Regions from separate parts of the Mus musculus genome. Here all the other regions are linked to region 1. The links are chromatin loops, found by intact Hi-C in ENCODE. Cell type or tissue: left cerebral cortex. All regions are shown on one strand.

Evidence for each region. Hi-C counts contacts between places; a loop is a spot of excess contacts. Peaks named below come from ENCODE experiments on the same cell type or tissue, not always from the same donor. Only the 100,000 strongest peaks of a DNase experiment are listed, where the experiment ranks them.
Region 2: a loop joins it to region 1, with 9 times the contacts of the local background. A loop is called at or near these places in 3 of 42 quality-filtered maps.
Region 3: it touches region 1 in a loop (14-fold over the local background); 3 of 42 quality-filtered maps call a loop at or near these places.

What each region holds. Positions count from the first base shown.
Region 1 is chr2:138,277,561-138,285,560 of GRCm38, forward strand. Btbd3 (BTB (POZ) domain containing 3) reads left to right here and starts at 933. Exons shown (of 4, transcript NM_145534.2): 1 at 933-1,697; 2 at 2,189-2,279; 3 at 2,813-2,931; 4 at 5,898-8,000. The coding sequence starts at 1,348. The coding sequence ends at 6,930. In left cerebral cortex, CTCF peaks have their summits at 2,282 (motif pointing right), 3,026, 4,151 (motif pointing left), 5,443 (motif pointing left) and 1 weaker place; DNase peaks (open chromatin) are centred at 11, 916, 1,403, 1,755 and 3 more places; H3K4me3 peaks cover 4,625 bases; H3K27ac peaks cover 3,994 bases.
Region 2 is chr2:138,548,149-138,556,148 of GRCm38, forward strand. No RefSeq gene overlaps it. Among named protein-coding and RNA genes, the nearest start is that of Gm14061, 29 kb to the right of the region's middle. In left cerebral cortex, no CTCF peak of the experiment used is centred here; DNase peaks (open chromatin) are centred at 3,226, 3,558 and 7,180; H3K27ac peaks cover 617 bases.
Region 3 is chr2:139,127,924-139,135,923 of GRCm38, forward strand. No RefSeq gene overlaps it. Among named protein-coding and RNA genes, the nearest start is that of Gm14066, 180 kb to the right of the region's middle. In left cerebral cortex, a CTCF peak has its summit at 4,441; a DNase peak (open chromatin) is centred at 4,415.

The DNA of each region.
Region 1 (8,000 bases):
ACTATGAAGCTCCAGTAGATGCTGTTTTACTGGCAGCTGCCGGGGAAGCCTTATTCTCATCTAAAGCAAAGAGATCTTTTGCCTTTTAACTAGTTAATAGGAGACTTTGATCATTTTAAATAGCCCTTCTACTGGTGCTGTGCTAGAGCTTACGGATTCTTTAAAATTTGTATGACAAGATTAAATGTAGCCTTAAGAGTTGAGTTGGATTTTGAGATCCTGAGCAGTGCCCTATCTGACTTATCTGCAGTGAATCACAGGGTTTAAGCACTAATTATCAGAGTTGTCTCATTTGAATGAATGCTATTGTCATATCTACAGTCTGCCTTATGCTTGAGTACAGCTAAGTGTGCTGGTGGAAGCTCATCGTAATTAACTGTGTTTTGTGACCTGGGACACAGGTCCAAAATCAGTGCCGAGCTAGAAAACATTGGAAGCAAGCTAAATGCAGAGCCTTAGCAAAACATCCAGAGACTAAAAAAAGACCCCTCCCCTCCCCTGCCGTGGCTGGGCTTAAATGTGTTTGGTTTAATTTCAGTACGTTGGTTCCCTTTGGCTTTATAGTCTAGGAGATCCTGTTCAAAATACTTGCAAGTAAATGCTGCTAGGAGGAAGATTGTTGCCAGGAAGAGAGATTAGACATATGTGTTCCCATTCTTTGTTAATGGCTTTTGCTTGTTTTGGTTGAAATGAAAATGTTCCTGTACTAAAGAGAAATAAACCCCTCCCTTCCTGTTTGCAAATGTCTTTCATTTGCTGTTTATCTTAATTAAATATACAGTAGAAAAGAGAATGTAACTGCTGCTCCTTTAATATCAGAGCTGTGCATGCTACAATAGGTGTCACTGTTTGGCTTCATCCAATCCTGATTGGTGGCTTCAGCTATTGGCTCGGAGCTCTGGCTGTCTGACTCCGTCTGCAGGGCTGTAATACCTACTCTCCTCTCCCGATCCATTCACCACACAACTTCACCGGCCGGCCGCGGCCGTACTGACTCGCTGGGCTCGCCACATCTTGCTAACCTAATTCAGAAAGCAAGCGCCTCAGCTCTCTCTCTGCCTGCCTCCTTTGCTCAGCTTTGCAGGTGATCCAGAGAACGGCTGGTTTTATGCGCAAGTAAGAAAACCAGGAATCATGATGGGAATGTATTTAACAGATCCGGTCCTGGATAAAACTTAAAGCCAGTTTCTCTTCAACATAGTGAAAAGGTCACCTTGCCTGGCTGGGAAAAGCAGGAAGAAAGCAGCCTGCCGGTCTCTGTTAACATCTTAGCTCCGGCTAGCCTCTTTGCCTTGATGTTTGAGCAGTTTTGCGAGATCTAGCTCTAAAGAGAGACATCCTGTACTCATGGTAGATGATAAAGAAAAGAACATGAAATGTCTCACCTTCTTCTTGATGCTTCCAGAGACAGTAAAGAACAGGTCCAAAAAAGGTTCAAAGAAAGCCAACAGCAGCGGTGGCGGCGGCGGCGGCGGCAGCGTTGGCAGTGGGAGCAGCAAGTTGCCCCCAGTTTGTTATGAAATAATTACCTTGAAGACTAAAAAGAAGAAGAAGATGGCTGCTGATATATTCCCCCGTAAGAAGCCAGCCAACTCCAGCAGCACCACTGTCCAGCAGCAACACCAGCACAACCTCTGTAACAACAACCTCATCCCGGCCCCCAACTGGCAGGGTCTTTATCCCACCATCCGAGAAAGGTAAGCGCCCTTGCTGGCAGGCTAGCGTGTTTACTCTCAAAGTTTGCCGGTGGTGAAGTCTCTGCTTTTTCATGACTGTAATGCAGTTTACCACGAATCCCTGCTCCTCTTCCCCAGAGGCTCTACTGGTAATGGAAAGCTGCCTTGTATCTTTTCCAAAGCAGTACAGCTGTTTTCCTCTTAGATAAAAATATTTTTGCAAGCTGTAACATTTAAGCAGCAGCTTTGTGTCTGTGGAGCACAGAGACAGGAAACCCTTCATTTGTCCTAAGCCCTGTAAAAGTTTAGTTAACTTTTAAAACTTGAGTTCCTTGCCATGTGTCTGCAGTGGTTTCAGGCAGTGGTGTGGCTGGACCCTTTGTATGCTCTTTAGCTGGGAGTGGAACGCTGAGCTGTTGTTGCTTAGCTTAACTCTGAAGTTTTGCATGTTGGGGAAAGGGCTGCTAAGAATACAGGCTGTTGTGAATTAATGACTCGCCTCTTGTTTGTAGAAATGCGGTGATGTTCAATAATGACTTGATGGCAGACGTACATTTTGTGGTTGGGCCACCAGGTGGGACTCAGCGGTTGCCAGGACACAAAGTAAGCAACAGCTGCATTACCGGTTTAGTCCTGAGATTTACATAGAGGGACCCTGTCAGCACAGAGCTTGGTGTGGGCAGGCAGCCCGCCGGCAGCCACTGCATGGTTCGCCCAGTTACAGAGAATATAGACCTTTGGCCACACTTCATTTTGTCTTTGTTTCCTTCTACACGGTTGTATATATCACCCAGAAATGTGCGCTTCTCACTCTCCAGGGCTAGGAAATGTTGTAACTGGCTTGGAAAGTCCTCTGTTTACTGTACCTATAGAAATCCGATAAAGAGCCCATGGTTTGATTTATTTCCCAGTGGGGTGGGGGTGTATATTAATGTCAAAGCTTTGAGATATTGATGGAGAGCCCACTTTGTGTGACAGTCTCATGCTCCCTGTCCAGTGCACCATAGCCTGGCTGTTTACGACGGTGGGCTATGTACCTTACGTGCCCCCGGCCCTCAGTGGCTAGTGGTTTTGGGGATTGACTCTGCAAATGCTTTCAGTGTAGTGTGTGAAGGGAGCTCTCCCTTTCTCCACAGTACGTCCTCGCTGTCGGGAGCTCAGTGTTCCATGCAATGTTTTACGGAGAACTCGCTGAGGACAAAGATGAAATCCGAATCCCAGACGTCGAACCTGCTGCCTTCCTCGCCATGCTGAAGTAAGCATGATGTGTGTGTTTGGAAAGAGTTTCTTGTGCTGTGTTCCTGCTCTGCTGGCCTCTCAGTCAGATCTGAGTTTCCTGTAAGCGAGAGATTCTAAAGAGAGGGGGTGCTGCTTGCCTTGTAAATGGTCTTAGAACCGCTCTTCTGTGCTCGGGGAAGTCCTATGGAATGTCGCAGGCAGTTAGAGCCATTCCTTAGCCTAGAGCCTAGGGGCAAAGAGCTCACGTGGTGAGCTGCTTTTAGGGACATTTTAAAAGAAAAATAGCTTTCTGGAATAAACACTGTTTAATAGGGATGTTCTCCTTCTGAAAGCAGGACACTTTAAGGAGGCTTCAGAGAAATAGACCTTTACTTCACAATGAGAGCAGTGATGTACCTTGTTTAGCTAGCAACACTAGGACGACACATGCCTTCTGTGTTGTCTAATGCCACCAGAAGTGGAACTTAGTATCTCATCTTTGACTACATATATTTTACCCACAAAATTGGACATGCAAATTTTTGATGAAGAGATTTTTGAAGGGATTGTTTCCTATAGTTGTCTGTAGATTAATACAAGCAATTTTAAATTAGTAATATAAAAACGTAAAAAAGATTGGGGTAGTCACATATTTACTTAAAATTTTTCATATCTTATAGATACTTTACAGACTCTACTGCATGTTAATCGGGTCCTGGGAATCATCTTTACCAGGGTCTAATGCTAAACAGTGAGATTAAGCCTAGTTATTATAAGTTGTATTTATAAGGTTTTTCTTAACTGTTCAAGGCTATATTTTGATCTGGGAATTTCATTTCATCGGAATAAATTTAAAAAACAATGTTTTTGAAGAAAAATTGCCAAGTGGGTCAAAAAGTTTGACAATATTCTTACAATTTTTAAAACAATCATTATTTTTTATTTACTGCTTACTGAAAAATAAGTTCTAGTCCGTTTCAGAGTTTTTAAGTATGTAATTCCCTGGTCCTGTAATGACATTGAAGCCTAATTGAACTAGACCGTTCCCAGTGGGGAGCGGGAGCAGGGAGGTTAAAGGCAGTGAGCGTGTGAGTGACCATAACAGTAACTGCTTCGTCACTTCTTAACCTTCAGCATCAGTCCATTAGAGACACCACCGAGAAACCTCTCTACCTGCTTGGATCCATGCCCTTCCTCACTGCCTGTGAAGTCCGCTCTGCGTGTGACAGTGCCATCTGTTGTTGGTAGAATGCAGCCCTAGTTAGCAACTTGGCCTCACTGAAGTCCAGTAGGGTGTTGTTTCCCAGACACATGTACAGTCAGGAAACAGGAGCAGGAATGTCGGAAAGTTACATCTTGATTGTTTGCCAAATATCTTCTCTTGTAAATAGATGTATTACCTAGAGCATATTAGTGCAGTTTTTAAAAATTATGGAGTCAGGCGGGGTGGAAAGAACAGGGCGTGAGTGAGGTTCCATTTGCCTTGTTGGGAACAGCAGTAGGAACTGAGGCTTCCCCTCCTGTGTCCTAGGGGAGTAGCTGTACTCAGAAAAGGAGTGGCAGCTCCCTGAGTTCCAGGGTGAGGCTACAAATCCAGCCCATATTCTGGATGCTCTCCTAGTCCTGGCCCTAGGCAAAGCACAACTGTACTGCAGCTGTGTTGTCGAGTGGTCTTGCCGGTGTAACCGGCTTAGCCTATAGAGAAGACAGTTTCCTGGAAGAAAGTGTTTATTACTGAGGAACCTTTTGGCTTGTTTATGTGTGTTTATGTTTTCTTTTTTTCCTTGCGAAAGCTAATCTTGGTTTCTTAAGTTAGGTATGTTTTACAAACATGAAATAAAATTACTATAAAAAAAATCAAAGTACCCACTGCTTTAGCTTAAAAACTTTGATAAATTTTCTCAGTGTTGTCATGGGCAGAGTTGTCACTGATTATCCTTTTGTCCTGTAATATAAGATTGCAGGTCGGTTCCACCTTCACTGTCTCAAGAAACTCCCACCATTCCCCCAAACAACAAGAAGTATTTCATCTCCTAAGATAGGTACAGCTCCCTAACGCACTGAATCAGTGTGCGTGTGAGCTCTCTGCTTTGTCTCTGAATAGATACAGGGGAAAGTAATGTTTGCTTTAGTTCTGAAAATAGGACAAATAGGAGTTTAGAACTTTAATACTCACAAGATTTGTGGAGTTCGCTGAAAAGGTAGTAGTGAAGTTTATGTGGTGATTTCTTAAACTTGGAACCACTTCAGAAATATTTAATATCAGGTTTTATTTTGTGTTTTAGAAAAGTCCCAAATCATTAAGATTTTTAACTTTGACCTTATAGTTTCAAAAGACATTTGTTTTTATTGAAACAGAAAGTGGAATAGAGCTATATATGTCTACTTTAAACTCTGCTGGTGCTGAAGAGAGAGATGGCTCAGGGGTTAGGAGTGCAGCTTCTACAGAGGTCCAGGATTCGGGTCCTAGCACCTTCTCAGGTGACTCACGGCTGCCCATAACTCCAGTTCCAGGGAGCCAGTGCCCTCTTCTGGACTCCTGGAGTACCCAGGTGCCCAAACATACACGCAGGCACACATATATAATTTTTTAATAATAATTTTTTAATAAATAATTTTTAAGCTATAGGATTGGGAATGTCAGTGCTTTAACATTTAATACAGTATAATAGACTTTTTCTGTGTTTTTGTAATCTTATCTCTGATATACAGTAATCTTTTAGATAATTGGAGTATCTCTTATTTTGTTGAAAATATACTGAATTTGTCTTTATAAGATAGAAGATGAATAGCAACACAGTTAATCCATTTAATTATATAAGCTTACTGATGAGCTGAAATCCTAATACCTTATGACTGTATTTCAGAGGCTTCTTTAGCATGTTTGTAGTAGCTGTCACATGAAAGTATGTTCTTGGACAGGCTTGAAAGCAGTGGCTTCCTTCCTTGCTCCTCATGCTCGTTGTGTGGAAACCTGCTTACATGTTGACTACTTTCTTTCAGATACATCTATTGTGATGAAATTGACTTGGCTGCAGACACAGTGCTGGCCACACTGTATGCTGCCAAAAAGTACATAGTTCCTCACCTCGCCAGAGCCTGTGTTAATTTCCTGGAGACCAGCCTAAGCGCCAAGAACGCCTGCGTACTCCTCTCCCAGAGCTGCCTGTTTGAGGAGCCGGACCTGACACAGCGTTGCTGGGAGGTGATTGATGCCCAGGCCGAGTTAGCGCTCAAGTCTGAGGGATTCTGTGACATCGACTTCCAGACACTCGAAAGTATCCTCCGCAGGGAAACTCTGAATGCCAAAGAAATAGTGGTTTTTGAGGCAGCCCTGAACTGGGCTGAGGTAGAATGCCAGCGGCAAGATCTGGCCCTGAGCATTGAAAATAAACGCAAGGTCCTAGGAAAGGCCCTGTACTTGATCCGCATCCCTACCATGGCCCTGGATGACTTTGCAAATGGTGCTGCACAGTCTGGGGTATTGACTCTCAATGAGACCAATGACATCTTCCTCTGGTACACTGCATCCAAAAAACCAGAGCTGCAGTTTGTGAGTAAAGCCCGCAAGGGCCTGGTCCCCCAGCGTTGCCACCGATTTCAGTCATGTGCCTATCGGAGCAACCAGTGGCGCTATCGGGGTCGCTGTGACAGCATCCAGTTTGCTGTTGATAAGAGGGTGTTCATCGCAGGCTTTGGGCTGTACGGCTCCAGCTGTGGCTCTGCCGAGTACAGCGCAAAGATCGAACTCAAACGGCAGGGCGTTGTCCTGGGCCAGAACTTGAGCAAGTACTTCTCAGACGGATCCAGCAATACCTTCCCTGTGTGGTTTGAGTATCCAGTGCAGATTGAGCCGGACACCTTCTACACAGCCAGTGTAGTGCTGGACGGCAATGAACTCAGCTACTTTGGGCAGGAAGGCATGACGGAAGTTCAGTGTGGCAAGGTGACTGTCCAGTTCCAGTGCTCCTCAGACAGCACCAATGGCACTGGTGTACAGGGAGGGCAGATCCCCGAACTCATATTCTACGCCTGAACTTTTCTTCTTTTATGCAGCATGAGGTGCCCACATGGGCCCTCCTTGCCTGACGCTTAGCTCATCTGCAGATATGTGGTCAGCACAGGTAATTTGTAATGAATGAAGCAGTAGGCAGTTTCTAATGTCTTTGAACCTTTTAATTATGTACAGGCTAAAATGCAACATTCCGCTTTTAACTCTATGCTTAGAAGAGCCAAGTTCTTACTCAGGCTTTGTGGGTTTCGAGTTGCGTCTGTACGCCTAGGGAGATCGTGTGCTTTTCCAAGTGCCCACCAACCTCCTACTTCTGTACCTCTGAAGAAAATTTTGGATCAACTTGAATTTCCTTTGATGAATGGAATTATGTATCCTAAAGTAGTATCATTATTTTTAAACAGAACCCCTTTCTCTCAATAAATAAATAAAAGCAAAAACAAAGAACAGGTAAACCTCAGTGTACGAATTTGAAAGAATATTTGCTTTGTACCAAGTAAACTTAGAAAGTAAACACTAGGCCAGTAGTCAAGTTTGCTGCTGTTCTTTTACATTCGTTATTTCTGGGCCTTGCTTTTATAGTCTTTGTATTTCAAGTTCATATATGTGTTACTCACTAAACAGTTCAGACTCTTGATGTAAGGAATTAGATATTTGTTTAGGCCATGATTCCAACTACAAAGCAGACTTATATTCTTTCAGGTTAGAAGACAAGATACCAGAATGCAGACCGCTTCCTTCAGAAGTGATGCAATTGGAAAATGTCATTGTTGATAGAAAGAAAGGTTGCAAACTTGCTAATTTGTACTCTAATGGGTAAAAGGGAAGCCTGAAAATGCCTATACAACCAGCAGTCAGTTTACCAGTGAGAAAGAAGGATATACAATTCAGAAAAGCCACTCTGGCCTGGTAGTTTTGGACCCCCCACAAATACACACTCACACACACACTATTGGTTTGTTCTTAAGTCTTACTGCATAGGACTCCCGTTTCTCCTCCCCCCTCCCCTGTTAAAAGAGGACCAAACAGTTCTTTAGAGGTATGGTATGGAGTAACGGTTTTGTAGCACTACTTGTCAGTGTGATAAAGTACTT
Region 2 (8,000 bases), 270 kb after region 1:
ACTTGAGACATACTAGAGCAAGCTTTATGAGAGTGCGCATTTGATAAAAATAATAGAGTGAAAAAAGCTATGGGCTATTTCTTACCCTAGAAACTTTTAGATAAAGAAAACTGGGTGGACTAATTTACAGAGGGTATAAAAGATGGGATACAAGGGGGTGGGGGTGGAGAAAGACAATGTACAGTCTATGGAGGGACACAATCAGTCTCACCTGGGAGCTCACAGAAGCATCTAATCTCTAAATCAAAATCTAAAGGACTGGGGCTATTCATCTCGGTATTAGTAAGTACTCTACATCTCTGAGATGCATACTAACCATTGAGAACAGCCTTTGTCTTTATAGAACAGGTAGAACCAGCCAGAACTAAGCATCGGGGCCAGGAGTTGGACTTCTGTGTTTCCCTTTCTGATTCTTCTGAGTATGTATTTCATAGGGCACATTTCTCTGTATCCACAGCCTCTTCCTCCTATGGCATCCTTCCTAAGGTGAGTTAACTGGGGTCAAAGAGATGGCTAAGCCATTAAGAACACTTGCTACTCTCATGGAAGATCAAGCATCAGTTCCCAGAATCCACTTGGCTTACAATCAACTGAATGAAACTCCAGTTCCAGGCTTGTGACACTCTGCAGGCCTCCAGGATGCACATGGCATACCTACATACATGCAGGCAAAACACTCCTACACAAAATAAAAGTAAATAAATCTTAAGAAAACAATGAGGTAATTATCATTCATCAGAAGGCTGAATTCTAACATGAGCCAAATTCTCTATGTCTGAGGCGTTTATATGATACAACAAGTGGAAAATTCTAAACCTAATCTCATGTGACATGATGCCATTGAAATAGTCATTTTTTTTACCCAAACTCTTTTCTTTTGATCTGCTAAGTCAAGCTGCTGAATTTGAACCTTTATCCAGCCTGGCCTTCAGAAACCTGCTTTACTAATGCCTGTGAGAAGCTGAATGAAGCTCAGGTCTTCCTCAGGCTTGACTTCAGTGGTTCTCTACCATGAGCTCAGCAGGCTCAAACCTGTGCTTCAGTTCATTCCAATTCACGGCATGTGGTGCAGAGTCTGCAGGTCTCAGCTGGCAACAAAACTCTGATTAGTGAATGAGTTTCTGACTCATAGGATCCACACACTCTACTGCCTCTCAAGATCTTTTTTATTTAATGTCAAAATGGCCTGGAGTCGAACTGTGCTTAGATGTCAATATGGTTGGTAGTTGAGCTCTGTGTCAGTGTTGACTGTAAGTAGGCTCATAGATCTTTGCTTTTAGCCGTTTTGTGGGATATAGGGTTGACTAGAGTGGAAAAAAGAGAGTCTCAGGGGGTTAATAAATCGGAGAAGATGGGGTGTTTGCTTTACAGTGCTGATGACCAGACTTTTTTTTAAATTAAATTGTTTTATTTATTTACATTCCAACTGTTGCCCTTCCTCCCAGCTGCACCCTCAGAATTTTTCACCTCATCCTTCCCTCCCCTTTGTCTCTGAGAGGGTGCTCCCCCCGACCCCTGCCAACTATGCCTTTCCCCACCCTGCAAGTCCCTTCCCTGGGGCATCAAGTCTTTATAGAATTAGGTGCATCCTCTCCCACTGAGGCCAGACAAGGCAGTCTTCTGCTACATATAAGCCAGGCAGGGCAGTGTGTGTGTGTGTGTGTGTGTGTGTGTGATGGGCCAACCCATGTATACTCTTTGATTGGTGGCTTGGTCTCTGGGAATTCTGAGGGGACCAGGTTAGTTACTGTTCTTCCTATGGGGTGGCCATCCCTTTCAAGTCATTCCATCCTTTCCCTAACTTTTCCATAGAGGTGACTGTCCTCATTCCAATGGTTGGCTGGAAGTATTTGTATCTGTCTCTGTCAGCTGCTGGTAGAGCCTCTCAGAGGATAGCCACGTTAAACTTCTGTCTGCAAGCACAATATAACATCAGTAATAGTGTCAGTGTTTAGTGCCTGCGCATGGGATGGATCCTAGTTAGGCCGGTCTTTGAATGGCCTTTTCTTCAGTCTCTGCTCCATTTTTGTCCCTGCATTTTTTTTTTTAAAGACAGGATCCATCCTGGCAGATCCTGCTTTTATTATTATTATTATTATTATTATTATTATTATTATTATTATTTGTATGTATGTTCATAAGAGAAATTGGTTAATAAGAGTCTTTCCTGAATTGGTATGATGGAGCAACAAATATTAAAACAATAGTTTTAAAAAACCATATTTCTATAATCAGGTACTTATAAAGAACAACTGATTTTTCAAATTGAATGATTTTATAGGCGGGAATTCTGCTTAGCACTTTTGCAATGCGTAGAGTCCCAGTGTCATTAGAACATAATATTCTGCTATTGAAACAGTTTCACTTAAATGGCAAGAATATACAGAGTTTACCACAAAGACAAAATGAGAGGCATAGGACTTATCCTAAGTAATATAGAGTTAAGTAGGGCTACAGACTAGCAAACAGGTAAGGAAGACACTGTATGAATACTGCCATAAGAGGAGAGCCAATGCTCCAGGGGCCCAGGACTTTGGGGTGAATAGCGCGCACGCGCGCGCACACATATACACACACACACACACACACACACACACACACACACGCACACGCACACGTGCGCGCGCGCACACACACATTGTCTATGCATGGGTATATGCAGGAATACTTATTAACATCACACAGTTCAATTACAACCAGAGACATTCTTTTGAGATGTGTTCGCCTCAAGTACTGATCTGCATTGGGTTTTGAAATAAAATTTCTTTTTCTTCTTCATTGGAAAGAAAATATTTGGATGAATTTTTCTATTTTATGCCAACACAGATTAAATAATGAAATATGTTTCTGGATCCTGAAAGTGTAAGTTAATGTATTTGACAAGATTTCTGTTCAGTTTTGCTAGTTCAGATTCCCTTTCCCCTAATTATTCATTTTCTGCAAACTTCCTTTTTATTAACATATGTTACCTTGTACATTTTTCCACATGTCTATTTTATCAATGTTCTTTTTTTTTTTTTATGTCAAATGCTACTGGCTTGTGTTTTTCTTTTATTTTCTTAAGGACTGCAGTTTCTCTGTAGTCTGTCCTTACAATCTATAAAGCATTCTGGCCTGGAGGACTTTCCACAAGTCATCCCTGTGTAGGAGGTGCTGTTACTGTTGCCATTCTTGAGATGACCCTGGGGGAGCAGGTAGGCTATGTAGCTTCCACTGGGTTTTAAATGAGCACAGGCAGCTTCAGACCTACTGTGTGTGGGTTTAGCAGCAGTTCCTCTTAGCAATCCTAAAATATCTCAGATAACTGCATCTTAGACATACATAAATTATCTGGCTCTAGAATGCATGAATTTTCTTGTTCTGTTTTCAAATTCACTAATTGCTCTTTTTAGTTTTCTTTAAATTCATTTAGTTTCCTTCACATTTCTCCTTTAGATAGTCCACGTGCAATGCTTCTTTCTCTTTTAGTTTCAAAACCAACGTTCCGTTAAATTTGGCACAAAGCCGCCTCCATATGAGCAAGCTGCAACCTAATCTAGTGTATAAATGAGCTGCAACTGAACTGCTATATTCTTGCAATAAGTAGCCAAGTCTCTGCAAACCAAGCAGCTGGGCTCTCAGCTGATCACAGCCTGCTGACTGCTCAGTGTGTCCAAAGAACGCTTTTCTCCATCCAACTATTTTTACATGTCACTTCCTGGTTCAGCTTGCTACCTGATTCATGAATCTCCTCTCTGCTTAAGTAAATAAACTGCTAAATTTAGTCCATTTAAAGATGTTCTTGCAACAGTAATGAGAGGTTTGAACACAAAACCGAGGGAAGCATGCAGTACCTCACTATCTCATATAAATGGTCTCTTGATTATTACTCTGTGCATATTCTCAGTTATAAGCATTGTCCTCTATTGTGACCAAGCAATTACTCAGAAGCGCACAGAGGCATTAATTTCCAAATAATTAGATTTTATTTGATTACTTTCTTTAGTAATTTCTATTTTTACTGAACAATAATAAGAGTATGTGATTTCTACTATTTTCAACTCTTGGATCTGTTAAGATCTTTTGGGATCTCTTTCAATAGAGAAATAGGGTCTTTACTGAAAGGGAAAATTTTTTTTCAGAGTAAATGAAAACATTTAGCTATGTCTAATAAATATTCAAGACTATAATGTTAAAATTAAGAGCCAAAGAAAAGGGAGAAAAGAAAAATATTGTCTGTACAGTGTTGATTAAAACTAATAATCAACTCCAGTTCCATTTGCATTAAACTTTGTATGTTTTCTTCTTCAGGAGAGCCTTTCCTCTCTATGTGGACTATATTTTATTGATGCTTATTCTGTAGTTTAGAAATGTATCTATTATTATCTATACTTCCTGATAACCTTAAGTTTGTAAAGGACACCTCCTCAGAGGAGAAGCAGCCCCTTTCTCTCTTCATGTGAAGAATACTCCATGGCTCTCATTTTGTTAGACACCCCTCAATTCCCAACATAGTCTCTCACATTTGTTAAAAACCAAGATTACGACTAATGAGTCACTGGTTGAACCACAAACCCCTTCATCTTCAGGAACTCTTTGACACAGTAAATCCCGAAACTATTTCCATATACTTGCTATTTCATTAATGTATCTGAGTTGTTTCTATATTTATGTATTTCTATCCTGCAGTGGAATTCTCCTGAATTTGTGCTCTGTGTGTAATATTTTAGAAAAATGGGTTAAATTGTTTGATCTTAAAATGTCTTCAGATAATTTCAGTAGTGCAGTTCTGCTGAGTATGAAATGGAAATTTTGCAATTCAAAGTGTACAGGCATTTATTTACTTGATAATAAGTATTTACATGATACTTATTATAGTATAGTACTATACAACATCAACCTGGGCACTTTATTGGCTGTGCCCTCTTTGAATACTCCAACTTTTACTTCCTCTTTATTCTAGGAAATAAATATCCAGTGTGGTCTCCACAGAGGGTCTTTTACGCTCCCTTGCATTCGAACATGGCTTTCCTTCTGGACAGAAGGGCTGTCTTCACCAGAGAACTGAAGGCTTTAACTCCATTTTAAGTGAGTGAACTGAATTTTCCGTTTTACTTCAGCCAGCCTTCATGAATCTAGTTCAGTAACCTCTTTGCATTGCAAGTGAGTTCCTCTGAATTGACGCTAGCCTCTTCTATAGAGAGAAATGGTGATATAGTGCAGATTTTATTATAGATTGTAGGCTCTAGTTAATAATTAGATATCTGAAGGAAACTTTTATAGCCCATATAGTAAAGAGAAACAGAGGGGTATATTGGTGTGTTCAGGTGGGATCTTTTTGAGCTCTCCTTCTCTTCTCATGGAGTTGAGCTAGAAGTGAATCAAACATTCTTCTCCTCCCATCTGACTTTCCTCTACCCTCACACCAATATGATTGGCCCCAAAGCTCTCCTTCCATGTTCTTTCTGATTATATTCTCTCCTACAAAGCATATCCGTGTTTAAACAAATATTTCAAGACATGAAACGTGACTCAAAACCTTCTTTTCCTTATTCTGGCACCTTGAGTGAATGAAGCTGCAGTCTTCTAAGAATGCAGAAGAGAGACTCGAACAGGATCTGGGGTGGAGGGAGAACTTTTGTGCTGACAAAGAGATTGATTTCTGAGCGTTTGAAATGTCCTTTTCTCAGGATGTAGTACAAAATGTAAGCATGGATCATTATTTTTTTTTTCTGCCTCCTGGGGGCCTTGCTTTGAACTCGGTACATAGCAGATGCTGTGCAGAGAATAAAGTACTTGATTCCATCCATCCACCTCCATTGTCATTCTCAAACATCCCCCCCCACCACCACACACACATACATAATGTCTATTCCTTGAACTTGTGTTTGCATTATTAGCAATTCTTGTGTTCCTCCTCCTTTTCTTCTTCTTGTTATCTTGTTGAAATTTTAGGGATTTTAATGAAAGGTAGAGAAAAAGTGTAGCTGTCTCAATTTCAATTGCATTGTTACCATTTAATTAAGGAAAAGTGTGCACATACTCTAAGGGAAAACATTGTAGAAATGTCTAATGAAATACAAACAATAGTACTGTGTGGGCTCCTCTTTGGATTTCCTTCCAGTAAACATAGAGGACACTGTAGCACAAACCTCCACTTTCCTGTCACCAACCGAGTTGCTCTTCAGATCTGTTATGGGCACATTGTTCTAACTTACAGTTCATATATGCGGCTTGAGTACTTCGGATTCAAAATACCTGTCCCCAGAAATATTTTTCAAATGATATTAGTTTCTTCTTTTGAATTTAGGAATATTAAATATATGGAGTAAGGTATCTTGGGAATGGAACCCCAAGATTTCTATAACATGAAATTCATTGTTTGTAGATATCTTAAAACAGCTTGAAGAAACTTTTATGTAGTATTTTTAAAATTTTATCTGTATTTTGATTGAAATCTGTCACATGAGGTCAAATGGAGAATTTTCCTACTTTGTCAAAATTCACTGTTTGGGACTTTGCAGATGAAAGATGTTCAACTAGTGACTGCCTGAAGAGTTTAGCCTCAGACTCAGCGAATAGGAATTCTTGGAACCATAGAGGGGAAATGTAGTTCCTTACACAGACCCTTCAGCCAGATCTCCCCTAAATCCACATTCTAGTGCTGTTACCTACAAATGGCTCCACTGTGCTGGTTCCTAAACACCTGCATTTTCCATCACAGAAAGGAGAACATGCAAACATCCTTTCGATGAACAGACACTGTGATGGTAGAATACAGGTATTGTAGGCAATTAACACAGTAAAGCCAGACAGGAATAGCTGACATGTTATAAATATTCAATGAATGCTCTTTGCTTTTCTTAAAAGAACCAGCTTTCCCTCTTGAATATTTTTAAAATTATATACAACTTAAAGCCCAATTAAGCGCCTTTTGTCTAGGATGCCTTGACTAGTCACTATTCTTCATATTCCAGCCAAATTGTTGCCTAGGATATTCCTAAGGTTTTATTTCTTAATTTTGCTATCTGTCAGAGTTGCTCAGGCGACCGGGGAGCTACGTGACTTTTTCTTTTGCTTCTCTCTGCTGGGTTGTGGGAGTAATGTTATTGACTATAAAGTTTTCATGAAATTGCTCACTGTCATTTCCAGGACACCCACGGCAGTGATTAACCCAGCATGGAGAGTGCATCGCCAAATACCGTGATGAGTTGTGTGCAAAACTTTAAAATAGCTTGCTCTCTCATCTCTAACCAATGCTCCCATTAGGCAGAGTGGGCTACAACCTTGCTGGGGAGTGGGTGGTGCAGAAATGCTTGAAAGATTCTCTATTGAATGGATTCCTCATTTTCACTTGGTAGTTGTGATTCAAAGATGGCCTTTCAGTCTGGCTTGTTTAGCACACAGCCATCCAGCAAGAGGACTGTTGGGGAGGTAGGTAGCTCATTCTGCCTCCCCAGCACACCTCGTGGGTGAGCATAGCTGCCCTTAGGATTCTGGGAAGAACAAGCTGGAGTCCTGCTCTCGACGGCTGACAGGGTTATTGATTGACCTGGTTGGATGAGTGTCTTCCTTTTAGCACTGGGAACTTTGACACCCTGGGCACCTCCTCAGACCTGAGTAAGCTGGGACAGGCAGAGACCTTACACAAAAGTAAACATCCACTTTCTCTTAATGACCAGGTCTATGAACGTAGGTAAGCATTAAGCCTTCTACCGGCAGATTTCCACTTTATGATGTGATAATGTCTTCTTCACAGTGTGGTAGGAATAAGATGCTATATTGTTATCAAGGCCAGGCATGGTATAGACTTGGGAGGCAGAGACAAGAGGATCATGAATTTAAGGCCAGCATGTGGTGCACAGTGAGATTCTATTTTATATTTAAAAGATTAAAACAAACAAACAAACAAACAAACAACCCTACCAACCAACCAAGCAAACATGCTTTGTGCCCTGTGAGGCAATGTGTCAGTGTCAGCTGATTTTGTCATGAAAGCTATTGTTCTTTTGGCCCTATCA
Region 3 (8,000 bases), 850 kb after region 1:
GAAGGCCCCAGGAAGTTTAGAAGTCAGGTGGGGTAGGGGTGGAGGCATCCATGTGGAGACAGAGTGGGGTGGGGAGGAGGTGTAGGATGTGGAGCAGTGGGAGGGTGGATAGGGCTGGAATAGAATATGGAGTTTAAAAAATAAATTAAAAATGAAATTAAATTAAAAAAAAAACGGCAGCTTGTCTTCAAAATCATTTTAACATTCTAATGGTTGTTGCCTTTATTTTGACTATTTTGCCTTCTTCTTGCCCTCTTTCCTGGGACTCTCATAGTCCTTTACACATTGTGATTGCAGTGTTTTTTTTTTTTTCTTTACCTTGTTTAATTTTTTTTTCAGGAAGTGTACCTTTATCTAAAGACAAGGATGTTGTCCTTAGATTCTCAATCATTTTCATCCCCACAGAGTCCCATTATCCCCAGCAGATGCTCAGCAAATATCCTTGACAAGCTATAAATCACCTGTTCAGTAATCAATGACTCCCAGTGTTGAGACATCCTGTCATGGTAGTGTTACCTGAAAGAACAATTTTATTCCTCGGCTTTCTCTGTGTTCCACATTGCAGGTCACAAATTATCCAAATTGAATCACACAGAGAGACAATATCCAAAAATGTAATTTTGTATGTGTTTAATTGTCATTAGTAGACCTGCTTGCCAAATTTATTTGGACACTTTAAAGAAACCGAACATCAATTTAATTTGGTATATTATAATTGGATTCTACAGGCTTAGCAATTTAAGAGTTACAGAGTTGAATAGCTGAAGCACATTTATAGAACAGTTTTATTATGGAAGGATGCTTGTGTTTCTTATTATCTCTACTGAGGGATGGATCAGAACATTCTTGATTTCAATACTGATAAGCACATGGTGCCACTAGCTGATAACCTCAAAACTCCCATCGTTTTTGGATTTAACAATGGCCCTGTGACTCTAAATGCCATATGCTCATGCTTCTTGGAGGCCATTCCTTTAAAAAGTAAAATTAGTACTATCCTCAATGCCCCCTGCAGTCAGTCTCCACGGCTTGAAATGACTTTGTAGATTAGTCAGTAACTGAGAGTTTGTGTCAAATCTTATATGCCTAAAATGAGAACCACATGCAATCTTTCATTACTTTCCCCTTGTTTATCACCTGCCTCCTTGAAATGTCACATAGCTCTTGGTATCCATCCAGGGTAGGCCACATACTGCTTATACAACAGTAAATTAAAAAACACTAGTCTATTCTTCACATAAATAACTTGAACATTCTAATACTAAAATTTCAATGACATATATCTTATTTTGGTGAGTGTAAAGTAAAATGTTTTATTTATTTATTTTTTTTTTTTGTTTTAATGAAGCTAGCTCTGAGCAGCACTTAGTAAAATGTGGATTTTCTTACTTATACCCAATCCTCATATATTTGCCCTTTACTTTTCTTCATTCAACATTTTATATCACTTAGTTTATGTCACCCTATAACAAACATAATAACTTAAAACAATCACATGTTTCTTATAATTCTATGGTTTTACTGGATAGTTGTCTGATCCAAGCTAATGACTTTTCATGCTCTTGTAAACTCTAAGGCAGGCAAGCAACTCTGTTGATTTTAACATGATTTTCTCATATGTTCACATCTTACTTGGAATGGTAGACTTGACTCTGTTCTCCATACCCATGTCTCATATTTAGGTGTCATTTGTTCATAGTAAATAGAAAAGAGCAAAAGCTAAAGAGAATTGTGAGGCCCCTTGAATTGTCAAGTTCTGAACAGTGTGATATTATTTCTACCATAGTCTGCTAGTTATTAGAAGCCCAGGCTCTGGGGCTGTGGAAAGCCCTCATACTGAGAGGAGAGTAGCAGAGTGTAGATTCAAAAAGGTGTGAAGTCTTAGAGCCATCTTTAAAAGCATTCTTTATATCCCCCCAGTTTCTCAAATGTGCTGCTGTTCCAAGATGTCTTCAGTCTATACTTTTCCTGTTTTAAAATCTGTGTTTGAAATGGCAGTATTTGAGAAACATCCGTAGAAAGATGAATTACTTATAACTCTAAATGTATTGTCTGTCCAAATACTATTGAAGAACTACTCCATGACCTCTATATCTGCAATACAAACTTTCCAAATCTAAAGAATACCATGTATGCATAAAGAAGTATATAAAATGGACAGTCTGTGTGCTAAAGGAGATGTTTAGTATTTTGTGTAACATAAATATGAGTGACTACAAAATGATGTAAGAGAATGCATATACATGTGTATTCATTGAGTACTTACTACGTATGATAGTCTTTGCACCCATCTTTAACTCATAAACTAATATCATGCTTATAATACAATTTTAAAATGAGAACAGTGAAACTTTAATGAGTTAGACAATAGGCCTCCAGTTATTGGATGGAAGAGATGAATCCTGAGCTTTTGAGACAATCACAAGGCCACTTGCCATTCAGCATGTGCTCTCATGGGTGCCTTTTCTTGACTTCATATTACTTTCCAGCAATGTTCTCTATCTTTGTTGCACACTGAAGTCAGTTGTTTCAAAATATGTGGTACTGTTCCTAAAGATACAATCCATGTATCTAATACATACAATTGGCAATAGCAACATCACCCTAGCCTGATTGCAAATTCCCAGATTCCTTCCAAGTTCTGTTGGATTACATTATCCGGGAAACTCAGGAGTCTGAATTTTTAAAATCTGGATGGATACTTCTGATGCATTTGAAATCTTGAGCTTGGCTACTTATCACTATGTACGATATTCAATCCTGTGCATAAGCCCCGGTGACAGGAGACACCTGGGCTCTTTCTCAGGCTTACTGAGCCAATATTTTCAAATAGCTCTCTGAGCAATTCTGATGCACTTAGGATTGAAAACTCACATCTTCATTCTAAGTAGACCTCATTATATACTTAATTATATTTCAATATATATGCACCAGTAATTATAATGCACGTTTTCTCAGAGAAAAGCATAACACATGCAAATTTTCATTCAGAAAAGAGTAGCTAGTATTAAAACAGAAGGATTTTTTGTCAGTTTTTGACAAGAGTCAGTTACTTCAGGATTCCAGGTTGACAGGATGATTGGTGGGTGCCTCATCTACAATTAATGAGGTATTATATCAGAGGGCTGTCTGAGCTGTGAGCAATACAATGAAGCCTTTCTCAGACCTGTGACCTGGAATGCACATCTCAGATGAAGCCAAAATGAAGCGATTATCCTTTCTATGGGGATGACTCACATGCTCAAGCATGACCAACTTCAAGATTAAACTCAGTACCTAAGGCACAGAGTACACATGGGTGCTTTCATGCCAAATAAGAAATCACATTCTAATTCTTCTCAAAATTGTCATTTTCAATTTCTGTTAGACCATCTGAGAAATACTGACCCATCGCTAATTGGTCCCTTAGGTCTGAGGGCTAGAACAGAAGGAATTAGGTTCAAGAAATATTTCTGTTGCCAGCTATCTGGAAACTTTTAAAAAATACCTCCCTTGGTAACTTTTATTGAGAGCTTCCCACAAAGGACATAGAATCTATGGTTTGGAAAATATTTTTCAATTCAGCTTTTCTTTCAATCCAGATGCCTTCAGTTCCAATTTTCAAAGTAGCTCATAATCTAACAGTCACTTGTGGAGTTCTCCTTGAATTAAGTGTGAATCTAAAGATTATGGATGAATTAAAATAATCAGTATATATCAGAACTTGCTGCTGGAACTGTGGTATGTAGACTAGCAGGATTGTCACTACCTAAAACTTCTTAGACACTCAGTCTTTGGCCCTAGCCAAGGTACACAGAGTCATTTTACTAGCATGTTGAAAGGTCTGTATAATATTAAAGTTCCAAAAATATTGCCATAGAAAATATGGTTTAGCCATCTTGATGTAGTTGGAAAAAAAAAAAAACACCATATAACTTAGATATTTTGAAAACTGGAAATGGACCAAAACATGATCCCTCAATGGTCAAAGAGTTTAGAGATGACTGAATATGACAAGATGAATGATTATTTTAACTCAAACTACCTGGAAAACAAGTCTGGAAAGAGAATTAAGTGCCTGAAAAGCAAGAGTGAAGGATTAGTGAACATGTTTCCAGCTAGTTAACATAAAGGGGTCTGGAACATAAACAATCTAACAGAATTGGCACAACCTTGGTAAATAAGTACACTTTTGTGATTTTCTTCAAAGAGTCATTTGCCACCCCTTTGCATGTGTATGGATGACAGACTGCTAACCAAAATGGTCTATCATACCTAAGGACAATTCTATGAAGAAAGGGGACAGCTGTAAAATGTCAACAGTATGTACAACAGCTGAGGACAGAAGCACTGGCCATAAAAGCACATGTGAATGACACCAATAATATTGCTATAGTCTGCTTGTTGAAACCGTAAACCCCAAGACTATGGTATAAAAAGATGTGGTACTTGGGTGCCCTCTAGCTCATGTTGAAATTACATTCCCATCATGAGATAGGAAGATATAGCCAGGTGTAACCTTTAAGAGATGATTAGGGCTAGACTCTCAGGGCTGGATTAATAGACTAGTGAGTTAAAAAAAAATCTGGCTCCAAACTGGTTAAAACAAGTTTAGCTAGATGCTAGTCCAGTATTAGTCTCTCACCATGGAATTCTCTATATTGCCTTAATCATCATGCCAGAAATATGAGCTTCTTTCCTTTATAACGTGGTTACAAAATTTAGTTAAAAGCATCTGGAAAGAGACTAAGAGAGGTTTTTTTTTTTTTTTAAATAAAAGATGATCCAGAAAGCACTCTTATATGCCCTTATCTGACATTCTAGGACATAATGACATTGAGACCACCACCAGAAAATGAACATGCTGTTATTCTAAACATGAACTATGCATGATGATGATTTTTTTATTGTTTAAAACTCATACAACTTATAAGACATATTACAGAAGCCAAAATGGACCTAGATAAAACATTGAGAAAATAGATGCCAGACAGGTATATACCAGTAGCAGAATATTTTATGTATTCAATGATAATGTTGGGAACAAGCAAAAGAAACTTGTCCTAAGTACTGCCATTTTGTTCCAAAACATAATAGCTGTTCCTAACCACAGCTTCCACTATGCCATTTGTTCTCCAAAACATAATGACTTTTCCTAACTGAAATGGAAAAAAAAATGAATTTGATTGATTGGTTTGTAAATTCTACATTCCATGTCAGTTGATATAGATCAACCACATAAAGAAAGCCCTTATCCCTAAATCGTGATTGGTGGAAAAATGTAACAATAACTTAGCATAAAATGTTTATGGTTTGTAAGTCTAAATACTCTGTAGCACTCTGGCTCAGTGTCCCAGTTCAGCTCCCAAGTCTGTTCTGCAGCCCTGATCCATTAGTAGTAACTTGATTACAACAATTCTTTGTAATCTGCATTGACCTTGTGCTTGAATTGTGTTGGATCTAAGCAAACTCCATAACAAAGTTATAATGTATCTTCTAAAAAATGTTTGTTAGAGAAGGTATAATTTGACTTAGACATTGAAGAACCCAGGCATCTTTTCCCATTCAACTACTGCTTTTACTTCCCTCGGGAAGTTCACCTGTTCTCTGCCGGAACATGGAATTATTATGAAGACCATCCTACATACCTGGATGCAAAGCTAGGAATAGACTGAGGTTGACCAGTCAAGTCGTTACATCTTCATACATGGGATAGGATCTAGCATGAGAACTTGCCCAAAATTGAGCCAGAATCTAATAAACATATTTGGATATTGGAGTCTCATTCTTCCTTGATGTTATTAAACCCAAGAATAGAATCCAAGAATGTAAACAGATGAGGAGGCAGGGGAAGGAAAGAGAAATTGAGGTCTGAGTGTGCAAAGCATAAAGCCTGATATTAAAGCCAACATTTTAATGTCATTTTTTTTCCACCACAAGGTAATCAACATGAGGTTCTACTTCTCACAGTTAAGTTTGTTCTAGGGTTTAACACTTGTTTTTGTTTTTTCATTTTTATATTGCTTATGTTCTTTGTTGTGGAATTAGCATAATGAATTTTTAGTTCCCTTTCTTATTTTTCTGAACCTTACTTTTACCACTGTAGAAATTCTAAGTATTTTTCCCCTTCTATTTTGGATGGCAGGGGGGGCGGGGGGAGGCAGCTGAGGTGGCTGTGATTGTGTTCTATGTTCAGATCACTTTCTGCATAAATCAAATTGAAAATGATTTCTCACCATTTATGTAAAAGCCAGATGCTCCTTCTGAGCCCATAAACTTCACAGTGGATGAAAATAAGGAGAAAGTGAATATGGTTTAGGGAAAGGTGATATCTTTTAGTCCTTAATGTATCAATTTATTTCCTGACTTTGAAAGGTAAAATAACATTTTAAAGAAAATATTCTTAACAGCCAACTCTATTAGGCTGTATCTTATTTTCAAATTATGACAGAAAAATTCTTACAAATAAACTGAAAATAGATCAACTTTGAGAAACAGCAAGAGTGAACTACTGAACGAAACCGTTTAGTATTTCAAGACACATCAAAATGTGGCAATTCATCACCACTGTCAAAACGTATAAATGCAGTACGAAATTCCTAATGGGTAAACAGTGAAAATACAAATCTGAATTTTCAAAGATTCCTAAAACCGAACTTAGGGCACATGATAGGCCTAACACATGTGTGTAGTTCTGATCTTGAGGCAAATCTTCAGATTCATTGAGGAATTCAAACCTACTTGGTTATATGAATTCACCTAACATTTTGCTTTATTTCATATTATGCTGATAATAATGACTTCTATCAATGGAGGGCTCACTAAACAGAGCTGCATAATTAAATCTGAAACCTTCCTTGGTAGTGAGGTGCTAAGATGTTTAAACATTCCTCAATGGTTCATGATAAACTGGGAATCTTGCCCTAATGTAAGTCAGCAAGCAGCCTGGGCACTCAGCTTCTTTGCACTGGCCATCTCAGATTTGTTTTCCTTCCCTCTCCATTGCCACACACCTCATCACTAATAATCAGATTTCTTAAAAGTTTGGCAGAATACATAAAATATATAAAATGAGAGTAGAAGGGTAATTTTGGCTCCTAGTTTCAAAGGAAGTAGGCTGTGGGCAAGCAGAGCCACTCATACATGGTGACCAGAGAAGAGGGAGGGAGTAGGGATAATGAATATATTTACATATACATTTTTTTCATGTTTTTAAGTCTATCTGGGTTACCAGACAAGATTATGGGATAATGCTTCTTCCATTTAGAGGGCCAACATGCAGGGAGACTCTTCTCCCTAGAAGCATCCTCATCGACATACTTACAAAGTATGTTTTACTAATTTCTCTGGCAATGCTTCTTAATATAATAAAGTTGGACTATCAACATTAAAAATTGCATTTCACACTTGAAATACCTTTGGATTGTTGCAGTGAAGTATTTATTTATTTATTTATTTATTTATTTATTTATTATGTTTATATGAGTACACTGTCGCTGTTTTCAGACACACCAGAAGAGTGCATCAGATTCTATTACAGATGGTTGTGAGCCACCATATGTTTGCTGGGAATTGAACTCATGACCTCTAGAAGAGCAGTCAGTGCTCTTAACCACTGAGCCATCTCTCCAGCCCTTGCAGTGAAGATTTTAATACTTACCTTTAAGAACCTTTCCATTAGGAGTGTCTGAGAACTGATGATCAACATTGACAATCAGAGAAACCTGACTGTTCCATCCTTCTTTCATGTCTGCAGAAGCCAATTCATTCTGCAGTTTGAAGAGGACCAGAGAAGCCTTCTCTCTTAAGTTTTACTAGCTAATATTGCTTGTTACAGAATTCATTAAGAGTTGGCTTTCACTCAATAGGAATACAGTTTACTGTGGTCTTCATTTCAGCCAGCTGCCTTCATTCTGTTTCCTCAAATATAAGCTACACGGCACAAGAACTGTCCTTAACAACACTGAACATACTACTTTCCTTAGTTGATGTTCCGGACTTACACTGAACACTTATCTTTT